2 separate regions of the Homo sapiens genome follow, and region 1 is linked to region 2. Evidence: read pairs that join two places in POLR2A ChIA-PET (ENCODE). Cell type or tissue: CD4-positive, alpha-beta T cell. All regions are shown on one strand. Links, peaks and the distances in the headings refer to the core of each region. The heading gives the core; the rest is flanking DNA. Region 1 holds the start of FFAR3 (free fatty acid receptor 3). Region 2 has its middle 15 kb from the start of FFAR2.

The links. ChIA-PET counts read pairs that join two places held together with the same protein. Peaks named below come from ENCODE experiments on the same cell type or tissue, not always from the same donor. Only the 100,000 strongest peaks of a DNase experiment are listed, where the experiment ranks them.
Region 1: POLR2A ChIA-PET joins it to region 2 with 13 read pairs; 12 of 35 experiments call an interaction of 5 or more read pairs at or near these places.

The regions. Positions count from the first base shown.
Region 1 is chr19:35,354,150-35,362,476 of GRCh38, forward strand. It overlaps FFAR3 (free fatty acid receptor 3), which reads left to right and starts at 4,311. Exons shown (of 2, transcript NM_005304.5): 1 at 4,311-4,500; 2 at 4,731-6,340. The coding sequence starts at 4,742. The coding sequence ends at 5,782. RefSeq lists a silencer at 880-979 and an enhancer at 5,632-6,159. In CD4-positive, alpha-beta T cell, for the core only: no CTCF peak of the experiment used is centred there; a DNase peak (open chromatin) is centred at 4,252.
Region 2 is chr19:35,459,455-35,467,781 of GRCh38, forward strand. No RefSeq gene overlaps it. Among named protein-coding and RNA genes, the nearest start is that of FFAR2, 15 kb to the left of the region's middle. RefSeq lists an enhancer at 985-1,104. In CD4-positive, alpha-beta T cell, for the core only: no CTCF peak of the experiment used is centred there; DNase peaks (open chromatin) are centred at 1,347 and 3,247; H3K27ac peaks cover 933 bases.

The DNA of each region.
Region 1 (8,327 bases), core at 130-8,129, 110 kb before region 2:
TAAATTTTAACTTTTTTGTTTTGTTTTGTTTTTAGACAGAGTCTTGCTCTGTCTCCCAGGCTGGAGTGCAATGGTGTGATCTTGGCTCACTGCAACCTCCGCCTCCCAGGTTCAAGCAATTCTCCTGCCTCAGCCTCCCAAGTGGCTGGGATTACAGGCACCTACCACCACACCTGGCTAATTTTTTGTATTGTAAGTAGAGATGGGGTTTCACCATGTTGGCCAGGCCTGTCTCGAACCCCTGACCTCAGTTGACCCACCCGCTTCGGCCTCCCAAAGTGCTGGGATTACAGGCGTGAACCACGGTACCCTGCCAATTTTAACTTTCTATAAGAGATTTGCCCAGCCTGGGCAACATGGAGAAACCCTGTCTTTACCAAAAATACAAAAAATTTAGCTGGGCATGGTGGCGTGTGCCTGTAGTCCCAGGTACTTGGGAGGCTGAGGTGGAAGGATGGTTTCAGCCTGGGACGCAGAGGTTGCAGTGAGCCGAGATCATGTCATTGCACTCCAGCCTGGGTAATAGAGCCAGATCCTGTCTCAAAAAAAAAAAAAAAAAAAGCTTTGTATCCATTTTGGCATACATAGACTAGTATGTATGGCAGTAAATAGACTAGTGGCAGTAAATAGACTAGTACCTACATATATTTTTTGTATTCGTGGCATACTTAACTTTTGCTTAATTTTAAAAATATATTTCTAGGCTTGTAGTTCCTCTGTAAGTTTTTTCAAATTGTTGCAAATCTCTGAAAATGTTTCCAATGTATTTATTGAAAAAAATCCACAAGTAAGTGGACCTGCACAGTTCAAACCTGTGCTATTCAAAGGTCAACTATATAGTCTGTAATACGTGATGGGTGTCACGCTGAGTGTCTACAGTGAGTGTTGTCTCACTTCAGCTTCACACAACGCTGTGGTTTAGCCTTGCCACTGCCGTACGGATGAGCGGGTGTTCACTACACGAAGGTACTGGGCAGAGGAGCAAACACTGACTAAATTCTAGCCTGTGCTTTGCTCAACAAGCCACATGCCTGCCTTGCTTGCATCAAGGGAAGGAGTATTGTGTTCTAATTTGAAGAAATACACCAGCCACTCCTTAGGCAGCACTTGGTGCGGGATGGGCTCCTCTGGAAAGGGAGCACCTAATTTGCACAAAGGTGCTGCACCAGGTAGCTACGATCCTGGAATGGGATGAAGAAACTTGCCTAAGGCCCTACAGCAAGGAAGGGGTAAAAGCAGGATGTGATCCTTCCAAGCAGAACCCCCAAGAGCCAGGGGACATTTGGGAAACCTGGGGGTGTGGGGGTTAACCCTGTATTTGTGGTCCATTTCGCAAAGGATAGCATCCCACATCCATGAGAGGGAGGTCAGAAGGGAGTGGCTGTGGCTGTGAAGGAGACAGACACCTGGGCACCTGCTCTAAATTACAGCAATGCCATGCACATGATGATGTATTGGAGCACAACAAATGGCAGCCACCAGCTGGGGTGCACGCACCAATTTCTACAAATGAGCTCTGTTCAGGCTGAAATGTCTACGCATGCAAGGATTTTTCTTGTAATTGATGATATATCCCCAGCGCCCAGAAGACAGAGTGGCACGCAGTAGGTGCTCAGTAAATGTTCGCTCAATGAATGAATGAATGCCTCTACTAGCCTTCCAAAGAAAGTTCTATGTCTGTTTTATCAATATGGAAACAGGCCAGAGAAATTAAGTAACTTCTTTTGGAAGCCAGAAACAAGCCCGGCACTTGTGCAGTGACAACACCAGGGAATTTCAGTAAAAACCCAAACTCCACCCCAGGGAGCCCCAGTGCCTCCTCCCGCATCACAGGGTGCCAGGGCCCACTCTCTTTGACTCCTGCTCCATAGCCCCTGCTGGGTACTGGGCTGCTTCTCCCAGTTCCTCCTGCCTCCCCCCACTTAGGGCAAATCCAGTGCCTCCCTGGGGCCCAGGAGACTCAGTGTGATCCACCCCAGGCGCCTCTCACTCCTGTGAGACCCAAACCTCCTATCAGCTCCCCCAGCAGGCCAAGTCTGTGCACCCGTGACTCCCCTGCCCCAATGTTCCCTCCAGTGGCTCTTTGCCTCTTCAGTATCCACGTCTTCATGATCCTTCCCCTACTCCATCCCCCAAGCCCTCACCACCAAATGTAATGTAAACAGCATGACAGCAAAAACTTTTTGTTCACAACTGCGTGTTGTTTTTTTTTTTTTTTTTTTTTTTTAGACACAGTCTCACTCTGTTGCTCAGGATGGAGTGCAGTGACACAGTCATGGCTCACTGCAGCCTTGAATTCCTGGGCTCAAGCGATTCTTCCATTTCAGCTTCCCAAGTAGCTGGGACCAGAGGCACATGCCACTAAACCCAGCTAATTTCTTTTTTCTTTCTCTCTTTTTTTTTTTTTTTTCCCCTGTGGACATAGGGTCTCCTCATGTTGCCCAGGCTAGTCTCAAACAACCTGTGCTCAAGCAATCCTCCCACCTCAGCCTGCCAAAGTGCTAAAATTACGGACCTGAGCCACCGTACCCAGCCTACTGCTGCACTTTTAACAGCTTAATTGAGATATTATGTACATATCATCAAATTCACCAATGTTAAGTGTACAATTCAATGATTTTTAGTAAATTTACTGAGGTGTGAGTCCATTACCATCAGCTAGTTTTAGAACATTTTCATGACCCTAGTAAAGGATTTTACTTCATGTTCATTTAAACTTAATCTTGGGCCAGGCGGGGTGGCTCACGCCTATAATCTCAGCATTTTGGGAGGCTGGGGTGGACGGATCACCTGAGGTCAGTAGTTCGAGACCAGCCTGGCCAACATGGCGAAACCTCATCTCTACTAAACATACAAAAATTAGCCAGGCGTGGTGGCGGGCACCTGTAATCCTAGCTACTTAGGAAGCTGAGGCATGAGAATTTCTTGAACCCGGGAGGCAGAGTTTGCAGTGAGCCAAGATTGCACCATTGCACTCCAGCCTGGGCGACAACAAGACCCTGTCTCAAAAAAAAAAAAAAAAAAAAAAAAACAACTTAATCTTCATTTCTACCTCCATCCCCCAGACAACCACGAGTCTACTTTCTGACTCTATAACTTTGCCTATTCTGGACATATCATATAAATAAATGAAATCTGACAATATATGTACATGGTCTTTTACGTCTGGCTTGTTTCACTCAACATAAGGCTGTAGTGTGTATGGGTAGCTCATTCCTTTTCTTTGCCAAATAGAATTCCAGTATATGGATGTGCCACTTTTTTATTCACTCACCAGCTGATGGGCTGCCAGGTAACATTTCCACTGTTGGTGACTATGACCAACACTGCTGTGAACATTTAGGACTGAGTCTTTAAGTAGACCTGAGTTTCCACTTCTCTTAAGTAAATACCTACGGTGGAATTGTTGGATCGCATGGTGAATTTATGTTTAACTTTTTAAGCAACTGCCACCTGCTTTCCAAAGCAGGGACACCACCTCCCATTATTCTCACCAGCAGTGAATGAGGCCCCTATCTCTCTACATTCTCGCCGACCATAGGCATTGTCTGACTTTTTGCTTGTGGCCATTCTAGTGGATGTGAAATCATATCTCATTGTGCCCTGTGATTGTTTGAATGAACTAATAGATCACCTGTGAAACTGGACAGCACTTGGGTTTGAACCCTAGTGGTGACATTTCACAAGCTGTATCACCTGGAGCAAGTCACTTCCCTACGGTGAAGGACAAGGATTTTATGACATAAAAGCGTTGCCCTAGAAGCAGTGTCTGCTATGGATTATGTGCCCATGAAAAGGCAGCTGCTGTCATCATCGCCACCACCATTATTATTGTTATTATTATTACATTGTCACCCCAGAGATAATCCTGCACCAGTGACAGGGAAAATAGCAGCTGGCATCCGCTGCCTGCTCACGACCACACGCCAGGCTTCCGTCAAACCACTCAACATGTATTAGTAATCTTTTAATCGACCTACATATTGTTTTAATTTGCATGTGTTAATGCGTTGATCTATGAGATGGGTATTATGATGAGCTCTGTTCTGCAGGGGAGAAAGCAGAAACATGGAGAATTTAAGTCATTTCCCCCAAATCACAAAGTCAGGAAGAAACAGACCTCACGGAGCTCGCTCTCTGTCATTGCATCACACTTCCTGCCCTTACAAGGCAAATTGGATAAATGCCATTCTAGAGAAGCAGACAAAATTCAAGTGAAGAAGGGGAGAGGAAGACGTCGGCTGGGGCCTGCTTAGAGCATCCCAGCTGAGACTGCATGAGGAGGGAGGCACGCAGTTGTGGAATTTGTTCCCCTTTTAGCATGCTGACCAGCCCTGGCAACGGAGCTCAAGGCATCTATGTGCCACTGCTCAACAGTGAGTGACGTCATGGGCACGGCCAGGTCTTTATCAGTTCTGCCGGATAAATAGCCAACTGCACTAGGTCTGGAGAGACAGCAAGGTGCTGTGCGGCAGAGCATTTGGGGTCTCAAAGAAGCAGGTGAGCCTGGGCCCGAGGGGCTGGGTGGAGGAGCACCTTGGTGCTTCTCTGCTGGGGAAGGGACAGGGGACAGGGCATGCTCAGGAAGACAGGCAGGCTGACCCCGCCTGGAAGGCACCCAGAGACAAGAGGGGTGGGCGTAGTGACCTCGTGCCCTTTTAGGGGAGATGCTGCTGGCCAGAGGCCGTTAGGGCCCCCACTACCAACTCCATGTTACTCTCTCTCACCAGTGGCCACCACCATGGATACAGGCCCCGACCAGTCCTACTTCTCCGGCAATCACTGGTTCGTCTTCTCGGTGTACCTTCTCACTTTCCTGGTGGGGCTCCCCCTCAACCTGCTGGCCCTGGTGGTCTTCGTGGGCAAGCTGCAGCGCCGCCCGGTGGCCGTGGACGTGCTCCTGCTCAACCTGACCGCCTCGGACCTGCTCCTGCTGCTGTTCCTGCCTTTCCGCATGGTGGAGGCAGCCAATGGCATGCACTGGCCCCTGCCCTTCATCCTCTGCCCACTCTCTGGATTCATCTTCTTCACCACCATCTATCTCACCGCCCTCTTCCTGGCAGCTGTGAGCATTGAACGCTTCCTGAGTGTGGCCCACCCACTGTGGTACAAGACCCGGCCGAGGCTGGGGCAGGCAGGTCTGGTGAGTGTGGCCTGCTGGCTGTTGGCCTCTGCTCACTGCAGCGTGGTCTACGTCATAGAATTCTCAGGGGACATCTCCCACAGCCAGGGCACCAATGGGACCTGCTACCTGGAGTTCCGGAAGGACCAGCTAGCCATCCTCCTGCCCGTGCGGCTGGAGATGGCTGTGGTCCTCTTTGTGGTCCCGCTGATCATCACCAGCTACTGCTACAGCCGCCTGGTGTGGATCCTCGGCAGAGGGGGCAGCCACCGCCGGCAGAGGAGGGTGGCGGGGCTGTTGGCGGCCACGCTGCTCAACTTCCTTGTCTGCTTTGGGCCCTACAACGTGTCCCATGTCGTGGGCTATATCTGCGGTGAAAGCCCGGCGTGGAGGATCTACGTGACGCTTCTCAGCACCCTGAACTCCTGTGTCGACCCCTTTGTCTACTACTTCTCCTCCTCCGGGTTCCAAGCCGACTTTCATGAGCTGCTGAGGAGGTTGTGTGGGCTCTGGGGCCAGTGGCAGCAGGAGAGCAGCATGGAGCTGAAGGAGCAGAAGGGAGGGGAGGAGCAGAGAGCGGACCGACCAGCTGAAAGAAAGACCAGTGAACACTCACAGGGCTGTGGAACTGGTGGCCAGGTGGCCTGTGCTGAAAGCTAGGTCCTCCGGGGGAGGAGGGTGTAGCTGGCATGTCATCCTCAGGGCGCTTCCTCGCTCACGCCAGGAGGGACTTGGAGTGGCGAGCTGGGGCCCGATGGGGCTTGGGGGCAGAGTAGACATCTAGCCTCCCTAAGGGTATGCGCGCTAAAGCCCAGCTCTCGATCTCACCTCCATCCCCATCCACCCACACACTATGGATTGGGCTCTGGGAAGGGGTCAGGGTGAGAGGCTGCTCTGGAGAACAATGAGGTCCTCATAGCAGCAGGCAGCTCCTGTGTTTTCTTGAGGGTGGCAGAGGAGCTAAGAGCAGTGCCCAGGGTCTGAGGGGGCTGCCCAGTGAGTGGCAGGGGCAGGAGAGGGGAGAACCCCATCCTCAGAGCTGCTCCCAGCCAGCGAGTCAGGAGCGGGGGAGACAGGGCTCCAGGGATGAGGCCGCATTCTGCTCCCACAGCGCCTTTTCCAGAAAGTTCCCATTGCTCAATAAATGTGGATCATCAGAGACATTTATGAACAATGACAGAAGAAAAATTACCCAAATAAATGTGGAAGCAAGCAAAAGAGAACAGTGTTTCCTTCTTCTCCTGTTTTGTTCTGGTGGTGTGCTTGGGCCGGGTGGGACTGGTGGATGGAAGGAGAAAACACCAGACTCTGGAGGAAAAGGGCCAAACACCAGGATGCCTGGATGCTGGGAGAGGATCTGGCTTGCAGGGATGAAAATAACAGCTGCCCTGTCTAAAGGACTTGGCCTGACACATCATCTCCTTCTATCTCTCAATAGCCCTGTGAGAGGTACCAGCATTATCCCCAGTTTCAGATGAAGGAGTGGCCCAGAGAGGTGACACCTCCTACCTGAGATCCCATAGCTGGTGGGCGATTGAAGTGGGACCAGAAGCTGGTGTCAGTTGACTCTGACACCCATGCCCCTAAGCCACTCTGCTGTTCTCCATCTGTGTGTCACCTGTGGTCACCTGGCCCAGTCAAATGTCCCAAGTCAGATAAGTCTGTCTGAGCAGGACAAATATAAACAGGCCATGATAAGAAACAGAACTAAATGCAAAGCGTATTGACTATTTGTGTGGGTTCAACCTTTTCCCAGTAAAAAAGCCCTCTTGGAAAAAAAGAAAAAAAGATAATTAGTCAGCACAATGGACTTCAGGTTTCTGCAAAGTCAGAGAGATGTTCCTCAGAGCTCTATTCATCAAAATATGGCCATTCAGGAAGTTTTCATGTTCCCTGAGTGGTGGCCCATGAGAAATAGCTGGTCAGGACCTCCTCCCCAAGCAAGGCCACCTGAGACTCGCCAGCCCCTGTTTGCATGCTGTCAGCAGTATTTCAGAAGCATTTGTTGAACACCTATTGCATGCAGATGGCTGGGCTCAGAACTTCGGGGAGTTCGACACTAAGGTCTTTAAATATCTGCTTCCTCCCTGGGGTTAAGTGTGCCGGGAGAATGAAGACTGGCTGTGTGTGGGGAAGTGGATTTCAGGTGGAAGGAGAGGGACTCTGTGGAGAGTTGAAACCATGAGCTGTCTCTCTGTCCCACGGCTCACCTGTCCATCCCCAGGGCACTCAGCCCTGGTGGCTGCAAAGAAGTTGATGCAGGTAGGGGTGTTCATGGCTCAGAAAGGGGACAAAGGTGCCATGGAATCCTGCAACTTCAGAATGGGCACCGCCACCCCAAGGCAGAGAACAGAAAAACTGAAAACCTCACAGTCGAAAGAGAGCCATGAAGAGCTGGAGTCTCCCTCCTCCCCCAGGTTTATAAGAGGGAATAAGAGGCAGCTTCATGGGCTTTGCTGTCCCCAGCTATCTCCCAGCCCAGCCCAGTCTGTATAAGCAAAAGCCCAGGGGTGGGGAAGATGAAAAGCCATCAGGGTGTGGGTGATCGTGGGAGTGGGGGTGAGGAGGATGTTGGAGCATTTTCCATACATCTCAGAAGCCCAGGGAACGGGGCTGTCATAGAACGGGAGATGCATCTGGGGCTGCCGCTTGGTGCCATCTAGGTGGGGTGGGAGAAAGGCAGAGAGAGGAGGTGGGAGAAGACTGTGGGGGGTGCAGCAGCTGGCACCCTCTCCATCGGGCAGAGCAAGTAGGTGTGAATCTCCCATGGGTGAAGCGATCACACGCAAAAAGGAGGGAGATGGCATCTTTGGAGGGAGGTGGTGATAGGCTGAGACCCCCTCGTTGTCCCCCCCGAAACCTGGTGACCGGAGCTGCCAGGAGGCCACACAGAGAGAGGCTGATGATGGGGGACCTGGAACCTGGAAGGGGCAGAGTGGTCAGATGACCCACACACGCCTGAGAAAACAGATGTGGAGAGGCTGTGTTGTCATTCTGAGGCAGGAAACAGAGACAGACAGACAGACAGACAGACACCGGCACAGTGAGAGACAGAGACAGATTCACAGAGCAGAGCTGGCTTCTCACTGGCAGGCATGGGCACACCTGAGAGAGCATCCAGAGAGGTTAGAAATCTTCCTTAGGTCCTCCTGGGAGGCTCAAGTGGCCCCACCGGGGAGCTGAACAGCTGGCTGGATTTCCAGGG
Region 2 (8,327 bases), core at 211-8,210:
AATCACAGGAAATGAGGACATTTCTCATCTACAAATTGCACATCCCATCAGGAAATTGGGCCAAAGATCTCTAAGCCTTCAGAAGCGGTCATCCAGTAACCCACTTGGCAAAGTTTCAAAGGTCTGGGAAAGTAGATGCGAGGTCAAGCAGTGCGGGAGGGGAGCCAACTCTGCAAACGCTGGCCACGGCCAGCTGGCCACCAGCAGCTTACCCGAGGAGGGGTTGTCCAAGCTACATACTAACCCCGGTTCCCTCTCCCCAAACATTGTCCTCTGCCATCTGTCAGTCCGAGCTACGACCAGCCTCGAGAAAACAGAGTTAGGAAAGTAAACACACTGCTCCCAAATCTAGCTATTTTAAATAAAAAGCTCACCCATGTGGGCTGCAGTTGAGAATTTCTAAAGTGCCATGGCAAACATTACACCATTTGAGTTTCCACGGCGTAGCCTTCATTCATCCGCCAACATTTATGGAGGCCTACCATGTGTCAGGCCCTGTTTTAGGTGCTAAGGATACAGCAGTGAACAAAAAGGGTAAGATTCCTGCCCTCAAGCAGCTCCCATTGCTGGGCAGACAGGGAGAGCAAGACCCATAAGCAGGATCCTTTGCACTGGTGCTACGTGCTGTGAAGACGATAGAACCGAGCTGGGATAGAACATGACTCCCAGGAAGGGAGTAGGTGGTTACTTTTGAACACACAGCTTGAGCTTGAGAAGGCCATGCAAAGGTGATATTTGAGCTGGGACTAGAATGGCAAGGAGGAATCTTGTATGCCAAGAACTGGGGGAATAATGTCCCAAGCAAGGGGCTCCAGGCCTGTGCGAGGCCTGAACAGGCTGAATTTGTGCCGGGAAAAGAAACGCCAGGGTGGCTGCAGCTTAGTGACAGCTGAAAAGCCAGCAAGTGTCAGATCCCAGGGAGTCTCAAAGGCTTTTAAGAAGCACAACAGGCCGGGCGCGGTGGCTCACGCCTGTAATCCCAGCACTTTGGGAGGCTGAGGCGGGCGGATCACGAGGTCAGGAGTTCAAGACCAGCCTGACCAACATGGTAAAACCCCGTCTCTACTAAAAATACAAAAAAATTAGCCAGGCGTGGTGGCACACACCTATAATCCCAGCTACTCAGGGGCAGGAGAATCACTTGAACCCGGGAGGCAGAGGTTGCAGTAAGATGAGATCGCACCACTGTACTCCAGTCTTGCAACAGAGAGAGACTCCAAATCAAAAAAAAAAAAAAAAGAAGAAGCGCAACAGATATCCTCTCCCTACTTAACAACAAGAAAAGCTGAGGCTCAGCGATGCAAAGTGGCAAAGTGGCAAAGTGACACACGCAAGTCCTCAGTGAGATGGTGTTCTGGCCCCTCCTCCACGATTCCCGACTCCCTCTCAAAACCACAGGCACACTCTCTCTCAATCTTTACTTCACTGAGGAAGAGAAAAGAGGGCAGGAATCGTGACTCATGCGGTGTGCAGTTGTTTGGTATAGAAAGTTGGGGAGAGTGATGGAGACTGACCTCCATCGAGGTTCTGAGAAAGGAAAGGCATCGGGGGTGGGGTAAGATGCCTGGTGCTGAGAGCAGAGTAGAGACCAGCAAGAAACCTGGCTTCTAGGAGGAGTCGTGGCTGGGGAGAAGAAGGGGCCTGGGCTCCAAGAAAGTGATGGGAGGCCAAGGAGTCACCAAGAGCCGTCCCATGTTGTCCCGGGTCCACTGGCCTGCAACAGAAATGAAGGTGTGAGGACAGAAGCATAGAGCTCGGGGGATGCGAGCAGGCCTCCAGCCTGCGTCCACTTCTCAACCCTGGCTGCGCTCCAAAGCCACTGGAGGAGTTTCCAAAACTGCCGGTGTGTTTGGGCATTGTATTTTCTAAAGCTCTCCAGTTGCTTGTGAAGTAGAGTGAGGGTTGAGAAGCAGTGAATTTAGTCCTGGTCCTCTAGGGGACAAGCTGAGGGCTCTCCAGGAAGGGGCAGCAGGGTGTACTGAGTTTGAATCCTGTCCTAGCGCTGTGCAACTCAACCTTGCTGCGCTTTCGTTTTCTCACGAGAATTTTTTTTTTTTCTTTGAGACGGAGTCTCGCTCTGTCGCCCAGGCTGGAGTAGAGTGGCATCATCTCAGCTCACTGCAACCTCCGTCTCCCCGGTTCAAGCAATTCTTGTGCCTCGCCCTCCTAAGTAGCTGGGATTACAGGCATGCGCCACCACTCCCAGCTAATTTTTGTATTTTTAGTAGAGACGGGCTTTCACCATGTTGGCCAGGTTGGTCTTGAATTCCTGACCTCAAGTGATCCACCCGCCTCAGCCTCCCAAAGTGCTGGGATTACAGGCGTGAGCCACTGAGCCTGGCCTCTCACAAGATTTAAAAAAAAAAAAAGGCCAGGTGCAGTGGCTCACACCTGTAATCCTAACACCTTGGGAGGCCAAGGTAGAAGGATCACTTGAGACCAGGTGTTTGAGACCAGCCTGGGCAACAGAGTAAGACCCCATCTCTAAATAAATAAATAAATAAATAAATAAATAAATAAATAAATAAATAAATAAATATAGTTGATTTTAAAAAAGAAAAAGAAAAAAATGAAATTATTAAATAAAATAAATTAGCCAGGCATGGTGGCACACACCTGTAGTCCCAGCTACTTGGGAGGCTGAGGAGGGAGGACTGTTGGAACCCAGGAGGTGGAGGCTGCAGTGAGCCACTGTACTCCAGCCTGAATGACAGAGTGAGACCCTGACCCAAAAAATATATAAGTAAGAAATAAAAGAAGAAAAAAATAGGGCTAACAGCACCTACATCATCATGTTATTATGAGGATGAAACGAATTTCATATTGTACCTCCAAAGCACTTAGAAAAGTGTCTCGCACTGGAGATGCCAAATACATGTTTAACCATGGAAATGTTTTAAAACTGTAATTCCATTCTTCTGCTCGAAGGCCTCCAGATACTTCTCATGATCCTCAGAGTAAAATCCCATGCCTTCCCCAAAGCCAGCAAGGCCCCTGATGCATCTAGCACTTGGCTCTCACCCAACCCAGCTCATCCCTACTCCCTTCCTCCAAGCCCTCCTCCAGCTCCCTTCACTCTTCCTTTTTTGTTACCGACAGCTCACTAAGCTCCTTCTCCTTGTGGTTCCCTTTTCGTGGAGCCCTCGTTCCCCAGGTACTCATCCAGCTGAATTTCCCCTCTTTGAGGCTGCCTGTGACTCAAATTTTATTTCCTCAAAGGACTTCCCCCTCCACCACTCCTAAGTGGCTTCCCTTTTGACACATTCACATAATACCTAGTTGCTGACTTCGCTGGGTGTATCATTAGCTGATAGCATCTATTTTTGTCTACTTGTTATTTTTATCCGTTAGACTTGCACATCCCTTAATGCATCAAATGGTTGACTGTGAAAAACAACTTCCTTCCCCTCTCTCTCCACCACAGTCACTTACCGCTTCCTGGAGGCAGCTGCTGCTACCTCTTGTCAGCAAAATATTTATCCCTCCATGCCTTTAAGGGGCTTGCTTATTTTACTGTATTTCTTCATTTCTCAATATAAGGTTTCATCTGTTAAATTATTCTGTGGCAGATGAAGATTATGCTCTTATTCTTTTCCCAATATGTACAACACCCTTCCCGCCCTGTCTTCCCGATCTGCTCCCATTGTCACTATGTTAGAAAATATTCAGTGTTTGCATAATCGTGACTACATCGATGTTAATGACATTGGAGCTCTGTAGTAAATAACAGCTCCTTTTTTTTTTTTTCTTGAGACAGAATCTCACTCTGTCACCCAGGCTGGAGTGCAGTGGCACGATCTCAGCTCACTGCAACTTCCACCTCCCAGGTTCAAGCAATTCTCCCTGCCTAAGCCTCCCGAGTAGCTGGGATTACAGGTGCCCGCCACCTAGCCTGAATAATTTTTATTTTTAGTAGAGACTGAGTTTCACTGTGTTAGCCAGGATGGTCTCGATCTTCTGACCTGGTGATCCGCCTGCCTCGGCCTCCCAAAGTGCTGGGATTACAGGTGTGAGCCACCGCGCCCAGCCAGTTCCTTTTTTATCCTGCACAACTTTCCTCCCAAAACCCCTGGAATTAATAATCACCTTATTTTTTCATGTGTTTAGTCTACATGTTTACCACGAATTCAACCCCAAACTCTTTGTCAATGTTCTTGTCTCCTCTCAAGAACTTCAGGGGTTTTAGGAGGATACAGATTTCATCTCCCTGAAGAAATGTGTCTTGGAACTTTCTGACCTGTTCCAGTCTGCCTGGGTGGTGGTTTATGCCAGGTGTATAGCTCATGCTTGAAGCTCTTTTTTTTTTCTTTTAGATGGAGTCTCGCTCTGTTGCCCAGGCTGGAGTGCAGTGGTTTGATCTTGGCTCACTGCAACCTCTGCCTCCTGGGTTCAAGCAATTCTGTTGCCTCAGCTTCCCGAGTAGCTGGGATTACAGGTGCGTGCCTTCATGCCCAGCTAATTTTTCTTGTATTTTTAGTAGAGACGGGGTTTCACCATGTTGGTCTTGAACTCCTGGCCCCATGTGATCCACCCACCTCGGCCTCCCAAAGTGCTGGGATTACAGGCATTGAGCCACCGTGCCCAGCCAGCTCACACCTGAAGCTCTTAAGTGGAAAGCCTCTTTGCTTCTCTGCTCTTGTCTTCCTCTTCCTTGGTTTACATCCTTAAGCAGCTTCTTTATTTACTGCTGGGAATAACGCTCCAAATCCTAAGGAAACTGAACACTCAAACAAAGGATTCTTAGCCAAGCAATTTTACTTGCGCAGAGGGGTGCTTCTCCTTGGCCAGTTGCCATGAGAGCACACCTGAACAAAGGGGCACGAGAGCCTTTATTCCTAATGCAAGTCCTGCCCCTGTACCCTTTCCCCATTGGCCGGAGTCGGGCCATACAATCTAAACTAGTCCCAGTTGGCTAAACATTTGAACTTTCTTTAGATAAGGTGGGCACGTAAGGGAGAGAGGGGAAAGGGGAAGGGGTGTCTGCAGTGAGCTAGAGAGCTAGTCTTCTTTCCAAATAAGGAAAAGAACGTGAGCTGGTACTAATAACGCCTGGTACTGTGGCGTGTCTGGGCATGGAACAAAGGCAGAAAGGAAAAAGAAGGAGCAAAAGGAAAAGGGGGTGGGGGGATACTATGAATTAAAGAATAAAGGATTGATCGGCTATTTGAAGAGAAACCTCATCATAGCCCACATTTACTTATTTTATTATTTATTAACTTTTTTGGAGACAGAGTCTCGCTCTGTTGCCCAGGCTGGAGTGTGGTGGTACAATCATGGCTCACTGCGGCCTCCATCTCCTGGGCCCAGACAATCCTCCTGCCCAATCCCCTAAAAGCATTGGGATCACAGGTGTCACCACACCTGGCTATTTTGTTTGTTCGTTTATAGAAAGGGGAGGGTCTCACTATCCTGCCCAGGGCTGGTCTCAAACTCCTGGGCTCAAGTCATCCTTCTGCCTCGGCCTCCCAAATTGCTGGGATTACAGGCATGAGCCACCATGCCCAACCCTGACGCAGCTTCTTTAGAAAGTAAATGCTTTGAAATCCCGCATGTCAGAAAATGTCTTTATCCCACTCTCATGTGTAGTTGATATTGGGCTATGTATGGAATATTCTGGGTTGGCAATCATTCTTCTTCAGAACTTGAAAGGCATTGCCGCATTGCCTTCTAGCGTCCAGTCTGGCTGAAAATTCCCAAGACATCCTGACTCCTATCCTTTGTCCATGGCCTGTCTTTTTCTCTCTGGAAGCCTGCAGGATCCTTACCTTTCTCACAAGGTATCTAAAATTCCATCCATTGGGCATTCAATGGACTCTTCCAGTCTACAAAATAATTTCCTTCCATTTGGGAAGATTCTCTTGAAACACTTTGTGATGGTTTCCTTGCCTTCATTTTCTCTCTTCTCTCCTTCTGGAATCCTTGTTATTTGGGGGACACTGCACCTCTTACACGGCCCTCTAATTTTCCCTTTTTTCCCATTTTTTCTCTCCCCATTGTTTTGCTTTACTTTCTGTGAGATTTTCTTATCTTCCAGCCCTTCTATTTTTCATTTTTGCTATCACTTTTCATTTCTGAGCACATTTTTATTCCTTCTTAGCATGCTGACCTTGTTTCATGATTGCAATGTCCACTCTGATTTCTCTGAGGAATCTTCATCTCCCTGCTCTAAGATGCCTTTTTTGGTGTCAGTTGCTATATTTTATGTTAGAAGTTGTCATCATATATATGGTAATTCTTGGTTGTCTGCTCACATTGAAGAGAAGGGAAGGGACTACTTTTTTTTAGATACATAAAACGTATATAAAGGCACTATGACATGATGTCTAAACCAGAAAAGAATGGTTGAGTGCCATGGCTCACACCTGTAATCTCAGCACTTTGGGAGGCCAAAGCTGAAGGATTGCTTGAGCCCAGGAGATCCATACTAGTCTGGGCAACATAGTGAGACCCTGTATCTAAAAAAAAAAAAAAATTTTTTTTTTTTTTGAGAGGGAGTTTTGCTCTTGTTGCCCAGGATGGAGGGCAATGACGACGCGATCTCGGCTCACCGCAACCTCCGCCTCCCGGGTTCAAGCGATCTCCTGCCTTAACCTCCCAAGTAGCTGGGATTACAGGCATGCACCACCATGCCCAGCTAATTTTGTATTTTTAGTAGAGATGGGGTTTCTCCATGTTGGTCAGGCTGGTCTCCAACTCCCAACCTCAGGTGATCTGCCTGCCTCGGCCTCCCAAAGTGCTGGGATTACAGGCGTGAGCCACTGTGCCTGGCCAAAAAAAAAAAAATTTTAAATAGCCTGGCATGGTGGCATAGTGGTGCCTGCCTACTCAGCAGTCCCAGCTACTCGGGAGGCTGAGGCAGGAGGATCACTTAGCCCAGGAGGTCAAGGCTGCAGTGAGCTATGATCACACCACTGCACTCCAGCCTGGGCAACAAAGCAAGATGCTGTCTCTAAGAATAATAAGATTTTCAGCCTATTTTCCTTATGTTAGCTTGTCCTTTGTCCCATTTCCAGAGGAACCTGTTGCCACTAGTTCATGAGCTTTATGTGGATTCTACAGTAGAAACTTCATTGAATCTTGGTTTTTCCCACTATTGGCTTATGATCCAACTTTCACAGGTCTGCTAAGTCAGTCACCAGTTACCATTCATTCATCTGCTGTCCAGCTGGCAAAATTTTGGTGGTATTGTATCCTCTTATGTTCTCCCTGTACTTACGGGGACTCCTTTCTAAAAGATCTCTTTACTGTCACTACAGTGTGATTTCAGGAGGCAGCAAAAGGAGATTCATGGATTTCACCCACCGTTATTAGCCCCAAGTATTTCCTCTTTATTGTTATTGTTTGTTTGCCTGCTAATTGTCTGTCTTCCCCTCTTGAATGTAAGTTCCAGGATAACTCATCTACTTTGGTTATTTTGCTTAGGTTTTTGTTTCTTTTTTTCTTTTTTTCTTTTTTTGAGACGTAGTTTCACTCTTGTCACCCAGGCTGGAGTGCAATGGCATGATCTCGGCTCACTGCAACCTCCGCCTCCTGGGTTCAAGCAATTCTCCTGCCTCAGCCTCCTGAATAGCTGGGATTGCAGGGGTCCGCCACCACACCTGGGTAATTTTTGTATTTTTAATAGAGGCGGGGTTCGCCATGTTGGCCAGGCTGCTCTCAAACTCCTGATCTCAGGTGATTCGCTTGCCTTGGCTCCCAAAGTGCTGGGATTACAGGCGTGAGCCACCGGGCCCGGCATGTTTTTGTTTCTTTTTTGGAGATGAGGTCTTACTCTTTTGCCCAGGCAGGAATGCAATGTCGCAATCACGGCTCACTGCAGCTGCAAACTCCTGGGCTTAAGTGATCCTCCTGCCTGCCTCAACCTCTCAAGTAGCTGGGTCTATTGGTGCACACCATCAAGCCTGGCTTTTTTTTTTTTTTTTTTTTTTTTTTGGTAGAGACAGGGTCATGCTATGTTGCTCAGGCTAGTCTCGAACCCCTGCCTGACCTCAAGTAATCCTTCCATCTCAGCCTCCCAAAGTGCTGGGATCGTAGACCTGAGCCACTATGCCCGGCCCCATTTTGTACACCTATCCATCCCCAGCAGTCAGAACCATGTTTGACACAGAGTCAGTGTTAAACAAATGAATGAACCAATTTGCTAGCAAAAGAAACGTACTACTCGCCATCAGGGAGGTGGTAGCAGACTCAGGTCTCCTAACTTTCCGGGCAGTGTCCTTCCTACCACAGCATGGTTGGGGTATGGGTAATTTTGCTAATTAATGATATCAGACAGATTATAAAGTGCTTCACCTGGTACCAAATGGTTTCAGAAATCTTATCTCATT